2 separate regions of the Mus musculus genome follow, and region 2 is linked to region 1. The links are chromatin contacts, found by POLR2A ChIA-PET in ENCODE. All regions are on one chromosome and are shown on one strand. The core of a region is the stretch at or near the end of the contact, and the rest is flanking DNA. Distances in the headings are between cores, read along the strand shown.

What was found. ChIA-PET counts read pairs that join two places held with the same protein, here RNA polymerase II (POLR2A).
Region 2: POLR2A ChIA-PET joins it to region 1 with 45 read pairs in embryonic stem cell. The contact joins the enhancer-like site here to the promoter of Sp3 in region 1. POLR2A ChIA-PET finds 5 or more read pairs at or near these places in 5 of 5 experiments (Patski and embryonic stem cell).

What each region holds. Positions count from the first base shown.
Region 1 is chr2:72,976,829-72,983,529 of GRCm38, reverse strand. It overlaps Sp3 (trans-acting transcription factor 3), which reads left to right and starts at 3,084. Exons shown (of 7, transcript NM_001018042.3): 1 at 3,084-3,280; 2 at 3,898-4,043; 3 at 4,501-4,632. The coding sequence starts at 3,274. Sp3os (trans-acting transcription factor 3, opposite strand) reads right to left here and starts at 4,098. Exons shown (of 3, transcript NR_045269.2): 1 at 3,935-4,098.
Region 2 is chr2:73,015,948-73,022,648 of GRCm38, reverse strand. No RefSeq gene overlaps it. Among named protein-coding and RNA genes, the nearest start is that of Gm39850, 10 kb to the right of the region's middle. Within about 2 kb of position 2,793, at least 1 of the 3 ENCODE cell types and tissues checked has a DNase peak (open chromatin) inside an H3K27ac peak, as active enhancers do.

The DNA.
Region 1 (6,701 bases), core at 1,835-4,334:
CATTTATGGAATTTGTGCTTTATACTACAGCACGTGTCATGGTAAGGTGACAACTTGAGGGACAGTTTCTCCATCATGTGGATTCCTGCGACTGAAGTGTTGTCAGGTTTGGCTACAAGCCCTCCCGATCTGCTAAGCCATCTGGCTGGTCCTCACTTTTGTCCTTAACTGTTTAAAACTTAGCATCTTGAAGACTTACAGTGAATTTCTGTATTGCTATCATTTCTGGTTGCAGTGATACAATACCCTGACAAAGAACAACTTTAAAAGAAGAAAAATTTATTTCAGTCCTTTCTAGAAGGGAACCCAAGGAAGCAGGAACTTCAGTCATATTGGACTTTAGGTCACATCGAATCCTTACTAAAAGAGAATTGAATGCTTGCATGTTTACAGCTCAGCCTATTGTCTCTGCTCTTATATGGTCCAGGACCCAAATAAATGAAGGAAACGGTGCCACTCACAGTGGACTATGTCTTTCCATATCAGTTAATTTAATGAAGACAGTCCCTCATAGACACAGGTCAGACGGATCCAGATAATCCCTCATTAAGACTGTCTTTTCAGGTAATTCTAGATTGTGTTAAATTGACAAGTAAAACTAACACTAACAGTTATTATGTATATCCGTATATAGTCACAACTTAGTATGTTTTAAAATATCCTTTAATAATTAGCACAGGTCTACATATTCTGAACCTACTCATTAGATGAAGAAAAAATTCAGAGCCCAAACCCCCCCCCCCCCCCATAGTACCTCCATTTTAGTTTGATATGGTAGACTAATCGCTGACCATGACACCATATAACGTTTCTAGCTAGTCAGTGAGGTACCTTACAGACTAAGCTTGATTTCCTTCTCTTGGAGTTGTAGCTGATGTTATTACCAACTTTGTCCTAGTCTACTGGGGAATAGGGTGATCTGGTTTTGTTTCTTGGCCAGGAATAGCTTGTGAAAATCTTGAGAGAAAACAAGAAACTGGGCCAAGTCGTGGGGACAGGGGAAAACAGATCTTACTGTTGTTTCGAGATTTGTTCATGATAATACTTGATTCTCATTTAATGACTGTACAAAAACATATTAATCCACCGTAAATTATACTGTATGTTACTACATGTATTTATCTAAATACCGGCTTTATGCTTTGCATATACTTTAGTGTATTTGCACTAGTTAAGAAATAAGTATTCTTGCAAGAGACCATTTTGCTTTTGGTCATCTTAACATAGGGTGTCACAGTGACTCAACTGTGGTTGGAGAAGTCTACTGAATCTCACCTTATGCTGAGTCATACTCTTGCTGATGTTCATTCTTTTTTTTTTTTTTTTTTTTTTTTTGGTTTTTGTTTTTTCGAGACAGGGTTTCTCTGTGTAGCCCTGTCTGTCCTGGAACTCACTCTGTAGACCAGGTTGGCTTTGAACTCAGAAATCCGCCTGCCTCTGCCTCCCAAGTGCTGGGATTAAAGGCGTGTGTCAACACCGCCCAGCACTGATGTGCATTTTTAAGAGCTTTGCCTCAAAACAGCTAGTTTGAGTTATCTGGTTTTTGGCCCTGAAAGACTGTTCTTGCTTGCATGACACAAGAGAAAGAGAACATGTGTCACTGTATTAAAAATTACCACGAAGTAGTTGGCGGAGATGGCCCCCACTTTTAATCCCAGTACTCAGGAGGCAGAGGCAGGTGGGTTTCTGTGAGTTCCAGGTGAACCTGGTCTACAAATCCAGTTTCAGGACAACCAAGGCTACACATGAAACTGTCTTGAAAACAAAAACCACAACCAACGAGAAAAAACCAAAAAACAAAAAAACAAGTCCAAAAAGGCTTCTGAAACCGATGTATGCACTGCCCCTCCCCCCCATGAATTTTCAAGTTCGTGTATACAAAGCTAGTTTAAATGCTTTGCCTTCAACCTCATACAAAACATACAAGTACAATAATTGGGATGTTTATTCTTGCTTGAGGTAGATTTCTAATAAAAGTATTGTGGATAGTGTTTCCTACTCTTAAATTCAACCTTTCTTAAGCAAAAGTATCTAGAGGTAATAGACAACGTTCTGTCTGTTGTTTGCAGAACACTTTTTTCTCCTGAATGACTGACTGCAAGGCATTGAGGATGTCAAAGGAAGGGGTGTTAATACACCACTAAGTACAAAATTTAAAAAAAAAAAAAAAAGTAACTAAACGCTCCCAAGAGGAAGGATACTTTTTAGATGTACTGTTTTAACAAATGTTGACTGACTTTCTTGGTTAAGAAGCAGGTAGTTTGTGTGTGCAGCAAACTGATTTTAAAGGGTGACTGTATCTCATTGAATAAAAACATAACTAAGCCTGCTTTGATATCACTGGCCAGAACTAAAACCTTTTTTCTTTATGAAGGGACTGGAGATATCTTTTTGCTCTAAGTGCCCGCCTCCAGGGTCCACAAAAGTAGATGGTTGGTAACCACGGGCTAAGCTCGGGAGGATGAGAAGGTGATGGATCCGACTTGCGACCAAGAGCTGAATGTGTGTGAAAACGTCCTCCTCCAGCCTCGGAGGGGGTGTCTCCCCCAATACCAGCTCCCTCCCCCAGGGCTCGTGGGGCGGGTCCGGTTTGCTCAGTAGCAGCAGCAGCCCTGGGGCCGAGCGGCGGTGGCCTCCTGGCAGCGCTGGCAAGACGCAGCTCCGAGCGCCCGGGCCCTGGGGAGATCCAGTCCGGTCGGCTGCCAGGATGGAGGAGACGTCGAGTGGAGCCGGAGCCACCGGGGACGGACTTCCTCCCCAGCTCGGCTCCCCGACAGCCTGGCGAGGCCTGCACACAGGGCCAGCCAGTGGAAGAGGCCTGCGCCTCGGGTCTGGCAGCCGCAGCCGAGGAACGAGGCTGGCACAGCGGGGTAACGCGCGAGCCGGGGCCGTTCTGGAGAACCTACGGCGCCACGGCCGCTCATTGTCTCTCCCCTTCAACCCGGGGGCAAACAGGAAGCCCGCCGCCAGGCCGAGCGACGGACAGGCGTCCGGACCAATGAACAGAGCTGACGGAGAGCCTAGCGGCAAATGAGAGCCGGGAAGAGGGGCGGAACTTCCGGGCGGGCTGTCGCCCTCTTCCCCCCTTTTGGGCTGGAGGCTCCACCTTTTGTGTTTCCCGCACAGTCAATCAAAATAGGAAAAAAAAAATTCCCCGGACCGCTCCGGCCGTGTCCGCCGCCGCTTCCCGCATCCTCTCCCGCCGCCGCCGCCTTCGCTTCTCACCATGTGTAAGGCGGCGGGGAGCCCCGCCTGAGCTGTCCTAAACACACTATGACCGGTACGTAAAGCCGAGAGAGAGCAACCCTCGCTGCCTCCGCCGCTGCCACTGCCGCCCACAGCCAGCCCGGGGCCGCCACCGCCGGCTCCCGGCCTCCGGGAGCGTGCGACCGAGTGTCGGCGGAGGCAGAAAGCCGCACTCCCATCTCCGCCAGCCAGCTGTCCAGCCCTTCCAGCCCCAGCGCCGAGTGCCCGCCGGGCTCCGGGCGGGCGGCCCGGTCCGCCGGGAGCGCATCCCCCCTGTGTGCGGGCGCGGGCGGCGGCGGCGGGCGGGCGTGTGCGAGTGACTGACGGTGCGAGAGGAGCGAGCGCCGCGGAGGGAAAGGGGAGGAGAGGAGAGGAGAGGAGAGGGGGCAGGGGCAGCGCGGGGAGGAGGAGGAGGGAACGAGGAGGAGGAGGGTTACAGCCGCGGCGGGCGGGGGCAGCAGGAGGGGAGGAGGGAGCGCGCCGCCGCCGCCGTGGCCGCCGCGGCCGGGGGGAGGGCAGGGGAGGGGCAGGGCCCGGGCCGCCCGGCGCTCACTAATGTGGCCGCGGCTCGCGGGCCCCCTCCCTCCCCGCACCCGCCTTCCTCCCCACCCCACCCTCCTCCTCCCCCCTCCCCCCGCGCTGTGCCTGCAGCTCCCGAAAAGCCCGTGAAACAAGAGGAAATGGCTGCCTTGGACGTGGACGGCGGCGGAGGCGGCGGCGGCCACGGCGAGTATCTACAGCAGCAGCAGCAGCAACAGCAGCAGCACGGAAACGGCGCGGCGGCGGCGGCGGCCCAGGTGAGGAGCGGCTGAGCGCGGCCGGGCTCCCCGCGCGCCGCTTTCTCCTCCCCTCGCCCTCCCTCCTTCCCTCCCTCCCTCCCGCGCGCGCTCGCCCGCCCCTCCCCCGCCCCGGGAGCTGCCCGCCCGAGGCGCCAACGCTCCGACCCCGCCCGCGCGCCCCCGCCCGCCGCCTTTTTGTGTGTGTGTTTGTGTGTGTGTGAGTGTGCAAGTGTGCGCGCCCTCCCGGGTGGGATCCGGACGGAGGGAAGAGGCCCGGCGCGCAGCCGTCCGCCGCGGGCCACCGAGCGCGGGGAGAGGCGCCGCAGACCCCGGAGGAGGAGGAGGAGGAGAGCGCGGGGCCGGGTTGGCGGCGCGGCCAGGCGCGGAGCGAGCCGTACTTCCTGTGCGAGCGGGCCCGGCCCTAACCGCCACCCCCCTCCCTGTCTCCCTCTCTGAACCCGCCCATCGCGGGTAGGACACTCAGCCGTCACCGCTCGCTCTGCTGGCCGCTACCTGCAGCAAGATAGGGCCGCCATCGCCGGGCGACGACGACGAGGAGGCGGCCGTTGCCGCCGCCGCCGGGGTCCCCGCCGCCGCCGCCGGAGCGGTAAGTCCCGCCCGCCCGCCATCCCGGGCCTGCGGCGCGCCCGCCCGCCAGCCCGCCAGCCCAAGGCCTCCCGCCGCCGCGCGGCCGTCACGCGCGGGCCGTCCGGCTCTGCCGCGCTTCCCTGCTCGCTCGCGTCCCCGGTGGGAGCCCGGGCCGGCCCGCGCTTTCCGGAGATTGTCACTGCGGCATCGCGCGCAAAATTCCTCACAAAATGAAGTCTGAGACGGAGGAGGTGGGGGGTGGGCACGGGACTCCAAAATGGATGTTTAAGTAATTCGTATCAGGACTTGAAAACTCACTCGCTCTTTGCACTACATTTGCAAGCACAGCCTATCGGTCACAGATAGTATCACCTACCGAGGCAAGGATGGCTCTAGTTTCTAGAGTTTTTGAATCTGGAGCAAGTTTCCAGATCTTGGGTATTTGATCATTTAAGGAGGGTGTTCTTTTATACGCAGGGACGAACATTTTTATTATTATTATTTTTTAACCTGATCATTCAGAATTGTTGGCGTTTTGCAGACTACTCCAACTTTGCACTAGTTTTGTTCTGAGTAGGGTTAAGTGAAATAGTTGGGAGGCTATTGAAATTTGAATTTGAAGTTAGTAATAACTTTGGCCTTTGAGGTTTTCTAGAATATCAATCTTAAAAAGTAGATGAAAGTCATTTTGTTTACATGCTTGTTAGCACACTTCATACTTTTAAGAGTTGAAATTGGTTGGCTAAATGTTATTTTTATTATAACGAGTCTGATGGGATTCTTTTGTAAATTTTAGAACCTCTAGGTTGTGGAGAGGAGCGGCAAGTCTTAGTGAAGACTCAGTGTAAAATTAGGTGCTGTAGACAATGTGAATTTTACATCTGTGTGGACCATTGCTGCTCTTAGCTTACTGTGAAAAGGTGTGTTCACCTGTTAAGATAGTTAAAACACGCCTCAAGACTAAGTTTTTAAGAGGTTTATAGCAATCGATTTATGTAGTGTCAGTTTAGTTGTCACTGTTAGAAAAGTTAGCTGTTGTATACTAGTCATTCAACGTTGTTACTCTGTATTAGTAAATAGATATTTTTAGTCTGAAATTAGACTATGGACAGTGGGAGCATTTTTAATGTCATGTATTTTTTAAGCATATTAAAATATCAAAAGCTGTTTGGGAAAACTTTTAAATTTAAAGAAACGTTAAGCAGATTAGTAAACTTTTAAAGTAAGTTATATTTCCCTAGTCCCAAAGTGTCAAATTAAGTTTATTGTTTTCCTTAATAAACTACCTCAGAAGTAAAATTGAAAAATAAACTTTAAATAAAGTGCAATTTTTCATGTAACTATCAAAGTTTCAGAATGTGCTTACAGATGGGGAGGGGAGTGGTGAGGAGAAGCACAGGGTTGAAAGCATCATGCTTAGACTCCAACTCTAGTGGATCACTAGACTGACCCCAGCCATGTGTTTGTGTCATGTTCTTGGGCTTCTTTAAGATCTCTGACCTATCACAACATTACTAAGAACACCATTTCCTGCCAGATGAACATGAACACTCTGAATTTAGTAAAAGTAATAATATGAAAATACAGTTTGCTAGAGAAGCCTCTAAACTTGGAATTTTTTGGTGCATGTTTGATGCTCGATAAATCTGAGTTCTTCCAAATTTTTCACTTTGAGCAAAGTTGAAGTAAACTGAGCTGAAAGTTGAATAAGGTGAAAAATATGAGAGCTGTCATTTTTGTCTGAACATTAATGGGGAAAAAAGTTGGTTTCTAGTTTAAAAGTAGTTTAAAGTTTTTTTCAGAATGCTTAAAAGATATTTTCAATATTTAAAACTATACTTAAATATATTTAAGTACTCTAAAATTACTGGAGATCACTAGAGGACCGTAGTGTCTTGAGGGTTGTGGGATGTTTTTAGATTTAGGGCAAAGCAGGAAATCCAGTGTCAGAGTCACGACCTTCACCTTTACCCAGCTACCCCCCGTGCTGCCTTATTGTGGCACAGTTTTCAAATCTGTGTATCACTAACATGGGTAGCTACAGATTTTGAGTTTTGCCAATTTTTCCATTAATGTTCATTTTCTAAT
Region 2 (6,701 bases), core at 1,544-4,043, 39 kb before region 1:
TTGTTTTCTTTCTTTTTATTGTTGAGGATAATAGTTTTTCATAATGTTCTTTGGGAAATATTCTCTCCGGGACTATGGTTTGTTTTCTCCTTGTCTTGACAATGTCTTTTAAAGAACAGATGTTTGAATTTTAGTAAAGTGCAATCTATCAGGGTTTTGTTGGTTTTGTTTTGAGAATCTCTATGTCGCCCTGTCAGGGAGCTTGGTATATAGACCAGGCTGGCCTCGAACTCAAAAATCTTGTCTGCCTCTGCCTCCCAAGCAGTTGGATTAAAGGTGTGAGCCACAGCACACGACAGTTCTTTCTTTTATAGAAGATGCTGTTCTAGTTTGTTTTCATTTGCTGTGATGAACAACAGATTAAAAATCCACTTGTGGGAGATGGCATTTACTGAGCTTACAATCCTGACTAAAGTGCTTTGACAGGAACCTGAAGGCCGGGATTCATGGAGAAACCATGGAGGAATGCTACTTATTTATTTTATGTATATGAGTACACTGTAGCTGTCTTCAGATACACCAGAAAAGGGCATCAGACCCCATTACAGATGGTTGTGAGACACCATGTGGTTGCTGGGACTTGAACTCAGGACCTCTGGAAGAGCAGTCTTAACCACTGAGCCATCTCTCCAGCCCTTAGATAGATAATAACCTGCTGTTATGAATGCCTGTGGTATTGCGTAACCATTTAAGTTATCTAATATTTGTACCGATAAAGACATGGGACGTGAAACCTGCTAGCTCAGCTAGGTAACTTTATATTCTTAACTGTATACAAAATATCTATTTACAAGCCTGATTCTACAACTAAGCTGCTAGTTCTATAGAAATCTTTCTCTCTGTGTCTTTTGACTGAGCTAGTCTACCTTTCTCTAGAGCCTCTCCAAATCCAAGACAACTCCTTGGCTCTCTTAAATATAGCCCTGTTTCACTTGTGTCCTGTCAGCTGCTTCCCTTATTCCTGTAAATCCAAAGAGACAATCCCTATCTCTCTCTCTCTTTTTTTTAAAAAAAATTTATTTATTATTATATCTAAGTACACTGTAGCTGTCACACCATAAGAGGGTGTCAGATCTCATTGAGGATGGTTGTGAGCCACCATGTGGTTGCTGGGATTTGAACTCAGGGTCTTCAAAATAGCAGTTAGTGCTCTTAACCGCTAAACCATCTCTCCAGTTCAATCCTTGGCTCTCACTAGGAGCTCCATCCATAAAGGCTCTTCCAAGCCAAAACAGAGCGCTCACTCAAAAGTCCAATTGCTTACATAAAGAAGTCTCTAGCTCCTCCCCCGGCACCGTTTGTAGGCTGAACCAAATCACTGTCATGGGGGGTGGGGCTCCAAGCCAAGTCAGTAAGGGCCTAACCATTTGCCTCGGGACATAGAGCAAATAGCACAAGATCTCTAAGCAACACGCCTTAAAGCCGGCTGGAACTTTCCATTCTTTAGCATTCTTATCTATGAAGGCCTTTAGAGGCACACCCAATCTGCATCTCTTCAGGACCCACCTAACTGCATCTTACTAGTGCAATATCTATTTAAATGTTTATATTTTGCTAATGATTAGGTTTTCTATGTACAGTAATCAAATATACTGTTACAGTATTGTATTTAAAAACTCTCACTAGGTGGGCTGTGGTGGTGAAAGCCTTTAACTCCGGCCCTAGGGAGGCAGAGAGAGAGAGGGATCTCTAAGTTGGAGGCTAACCTGTTTTACTGAGTGAGTTCCAGAGCAACCAGGGCTACACAGAGAAACCCTATCTTGAAAGACTGGGGTTGGGGAGGACATCAAGGGGGAAAGGAGGACTATACGGGCAATGGGGGGCGGGGTGGGTGGGGAGGAGACACGGCACACGTGGGACCAGTGTGCCCAAGGCGTGCGCCACCACGCCCAGCATCTGGGTTTTTCTTATGGTTCTTCCCTCTGTAGTTTATAACTTGCATCTTACAGTTAGGCCTATTGTCCTTGTCGAGTACTTTCCGAGGAAGGGTGTATAGTTAGTTGTATTAGGTGCATTTCTTTCCTTTTCTATCCCAAGTACATCTGAGAAACCCTTTCAGAGTCCCACCAGCGCCAATCTAAGAATTCAGAGGCGGCTCCCCAACTCCAATTCCCCTCCCCTTGAATGTGTCTTCCATTTCATTGAATTCGCTCCTGGAGTTGCAGACTCTTTAGAGCACTGTCAGGAGTGCAGACAGACCTGCCTAGCACAGAGGAAAGCCTGAATCAACAAGCATAGCATATCCCATATGATGGATAGGCTGGTATTTGCCGTCTGTATTCTACCAAGTCAAAAGCAGGCATTTCTAGATTTAGCCAGGATCAGAGAAATCTCCGATTTCAGATCTAAGATCAGTCAGTGTGATTACCTAATTACAACACACCTGCCACATAGAAGGTAGCGCTTTTAGGAGGGGACTGTGTGGGCGGCGGCTGCCTCATCAATTGGCAACAGATTGGTTGCAATGAAAAAGCTGTGGTTCCACTATTACTGATGGGATGGTGTGCTTATAAGATCAACGTTTAGCATGGCTGTCCTCCTAGAGGTCCAACAAGCAGCTGACAGAGACAGATGGATACTTAAAACCAACCAATGGACAGAAGTCGGGGATACTTCCTCATTTGTGTCTTCAGCAGCCTGAGTGTCATTCATTCCTCTCCCATGTACCCACCTCCAGGCTTTGTTGGTGCTAGGAACCAGTGAGCACCCACAGCCCACAGTCAAGTACTCCCTCCAGTCTCGGTTGCCAGATTGGACCAGGGCCAGGCATTGGCTGGGTTACCTCCAAGCAGCCTGCGAGAATGCCTGCTGTTCTCAGTGGGTAGCACTCAATTGCCAATTCTTCAAGGGTTCCCTCCAAGCCCTGAAAGAACATGTAACCCTACTGCGTGGTAAATGCCTGTGCCTTCGTTAGGATGGCTGTTAACACACATGGTGGTAAGAAGGTCCCTGGCCAGACTTAGAAGTGGGAGGACTCTAGGAAGCAGATCCTGAACAGAGATAGCAGCAGCGATAGCCCACCTCCCTCTTAAAGATCAGCCACACCTACTGTATGCTGACATCAGCACTTGAGCTACAGGTGACCTTAGGTGTCCTTCAGACCAGCCAGAATAGTTGGCTGCTATTCTCCACCGCTAGGAAATTACTATTTATAATCTGAGAAAACCACTGCTCCCCCTTTCCAATGGCTACACCTGTTTTTCCAGACATATCTTTAAACGGGAACAACTGTGCAGGCAAACTTGTCTGTTCTACCAGGAACAGATAGGTAATAAGGCCATGTCTGACTGCCTTTGTATTTCTGATAATTCTCCACACTGTATGTACAAGTTGCAGAAGACTGGACGTGAAGGTTATGGCAAACCTGATTTTCAAACACTCCTGTCTCTATCTACAGCTGTCTGAGCATATCTTGTTCCCTCTCCAGTGTGTCTACCTTCATGAGTTCACCCCCTGCCCTCCATAAGCTGCCTCTTGACAGGAGCTCTCAGATTCTCCTGCCATCTCCACTAACCTGCAGCTAATGGGATATATTTCAGGGGGAAGGGTTTTCGTCCTTGATCCAGCAATAAGCCAGCGTCTCTTTTACTTAGGCAGTGGCCTTACCTGGTAACTTGAATATCAGCCTTCTATAAAGGGCAGGCAGCTCTCACACAAATGATGGAAAAGAGACATTGGACAAATATGGAGGCTACAGCAATAAGGTCTCCCCTACTGTGTGTGGAGAGGAAAGAGACATTGGGAGAGGCTGGGTATTGCTGAGAGACGTCGGTGGATTGATGAACTTTTGATCATTATTCTAGTAACTTTGGGCAAAAGAGTACCTTCAAGAGCACCAGGTTGAGCTGGGATGTGGTGGTGCACACCATTAAATCCCAGGACTCAGGAGGCAGAGGCAGGCAGCTCTCGGAGTTTGAGGGCAGCCTGGTTTCCAGAGCAAGTTCCAGGATAGCCAGGGATACCTAGAAAAAACTCTGTTTAGAAAAACAAAAACAAACAAACAAACAAAAAAAAAAACCAACCAAACAAAAGCCAAGCTTTGTCCCCATTCCAGTCCCTATACACAAACTGTGGGCAAGTGACTTCATCACTTCATCTTTACTGTTAAAGGTTGCAGCTGGGGTGATGGTGAGATACAGGGATGCCCAGAGGAAGCAGGTAAAAATGAACACATGGACAAGTGAAGGAGGTGTTGGCATGCTGTGGCTGCCTGAAAATGTGGGCTCTCACTTCTTGCAGCAATTTAACAGGATAGATTGTTTCTGGAACAAGCCTTGGACCTGAGCATCCGAGCAAAGATGGGGCCATAAACCGGTGTCCCTAACAAGCAGCAGTGATTGTAACACCAAAGTGCTCAGTGGGCTGAGTTGCTGTTGCTTGAAATGGGAAGTGTTTCTTACTGCTTCACATCGCAAGCCATGATTTTTTTTTCCTTTGTAAAGACATTATTTTTTAAACTTTTTTTTTCTCCTAAGAAAGGAGTTACTGTTCATTGTCTGGTGAGCTGGGGTAGCTACATCCAGGGTTAGCAGCTTCATTTATTATCACTGTTTTCATGATCTGGATTTTAAAGCATCAATTGCTAAAGTTTTTCCTGTGGAGGCAGAATTGCTTAATAGGGAAACCGGGAATAAAGCTACTGCCTGTCCAAAGGAGGTGGGTTGCTTTCATGAGAATGTTGAAGTTTGAGCTATACACTCCTATAGTTGAACCAAATAAAACGTATCCCTATCTAGCTTGCGAATGAATGAGACTCAGACTGTGGTCATTTTATTTGGCTTTGACAATTACAAGGGTTAGCCTCTAACCTACTTTTCTAACTGCTGGCCTGGCTACTTCCCCAGCGGTGTATCCCAAATACTTGCTGTTTCTCACAGCCATGTGTTCATGGTCCATCTCCTCCCATAGCGGATTCCTCCTCTCTCTGAGTCTTCCCTGGCTCCCATTGCAACCTTCAACCAGGTAACTCAAAACCTGCCTATCTCTAATCCCTCCAGTAAATGGCTATACCATTGTATTTAACTAGTAGTTTTAAATTAAGGAACAAGGTTTGCGCAACAAAAGTTGGTAACCGTGTGAATTCACTAGTAGGCAACTAGACCTTCTTTCTGGTACAGAATTTAGCATTATAATACATAGCTACAGACAGAACCTCCATCCACTTGGGCCTTGGTAGTCAGTGCTTGGGAAATCTGGAGATAGTGCTGAGCCAAGTGAAAGATGAAGATACAAGAGAAACCAGGGGAAATGGGGAGGAGGTGGGCTTGTGTAGGTTGGCTAGAAGACTCTGAGCAGGATTAAAAACAATGAACACCACTCACAGACCCAGTCACAGTGTGTGGAGCAAAAGAAGGCTGTGGGAGGTCTCATTCTACAGACATGGTACAGTTCAGAAAGGTCTCCCAGGAATATTCTATAAACTGGTTCTGTTTGAGATCAGATCCCTGATCTACTGACAAGTAAGATAATTTTCTACAATTGAGAGACACTGCAGTTTGAAAGTCTAGAAGTCTTGGAATCTGGAGCAGAGATTTACAAATTTTCACAATATGCACTTAAATTTGAATTATTATCACTGGCAAAAAGTTATCAACTATTTCCAGCTCCTAATTCCCAGCTAAAACCCATAAAAATAATACCAAGCAGGAAATCAGGGCCTGCATCACCTATCCTCTTTGTAAGCCCCCTATTCGTTCCTATAGTCTTCTGACAATGAGTGGTTTGGGGTAAGATGGGGCCAATAAGGACCCAGAATTTTAATAAAGTAGCTTGCTTACAAAAAAGGACTCAGGGAGTACTATTTGAACACATTCTGCTGAAAGACCCCCGTTTCTAGGGAGACTCTGGTTCAAGTCCCAGGATGAGCTGACACCCCAATAACTCGAGAGAAACCATTCTTGATGCAATATCAAATGAGGTTTATTCGAGTATCAGCATGCTGAGGCTGAGCTCGTAACCCACACGGGACAGAGGAGATCGACCCCCAGCAGTTGCAGTCGAGGGTTTTTAAAGAATAAACCACAAAGTGAGAGGAGGATAAGACCACAAAGAATGAGGAAGCTGAGTAAACATCCTAAGAATGGGGATGGTGAATTACAGCTCATCTCTCAGGCTGAAGGCTAAAGAACAAAGAACTCCATGCTGGGCTTCATTTCTAGGGGTCTAAGAAACACATTGAGTTGGGGTCTTACATTCCCCACTCCTTCTAGTAAATAGTTCTAATCATAGAACTAGAAAAATTAAACCTCTGACTCAGTACAGCCTGTATCAGCCTGTTCTACATTTTGATATTGTTGGTGTAGCATAAGAACCAGTACAGTACTGACCTGCTGTCTGACAAAAGCCAATATCTTGTTAATTATGCAGGGACCTATAGTAAATAAAAGAAGCAAAACTAATAAGGGGCCCATGAGGGCAGATAGTAAAGTAGTCATCCATGGGGATTTTGTGAAGCAACCTTCAAACCATCCTCCATTAGCTTCTCACTCTCGTTTTAATTTTCCTAATCTTTCTCTGAGTTTGGCCAGAGAGTCTCTAACAATAGCACATTTGCATAGCGGGTTCCAGGGTGGGTCAGGGTGACTTTCTTTGAAGGAACACTCCCTGAACCCAGGAAGCAGGTGGGAGGAGGGATGTCACTATCTGTTTTATGATTAGCATACATTGGAGCATTAAGTCATAAAGGTCACATTCTCAAGCCT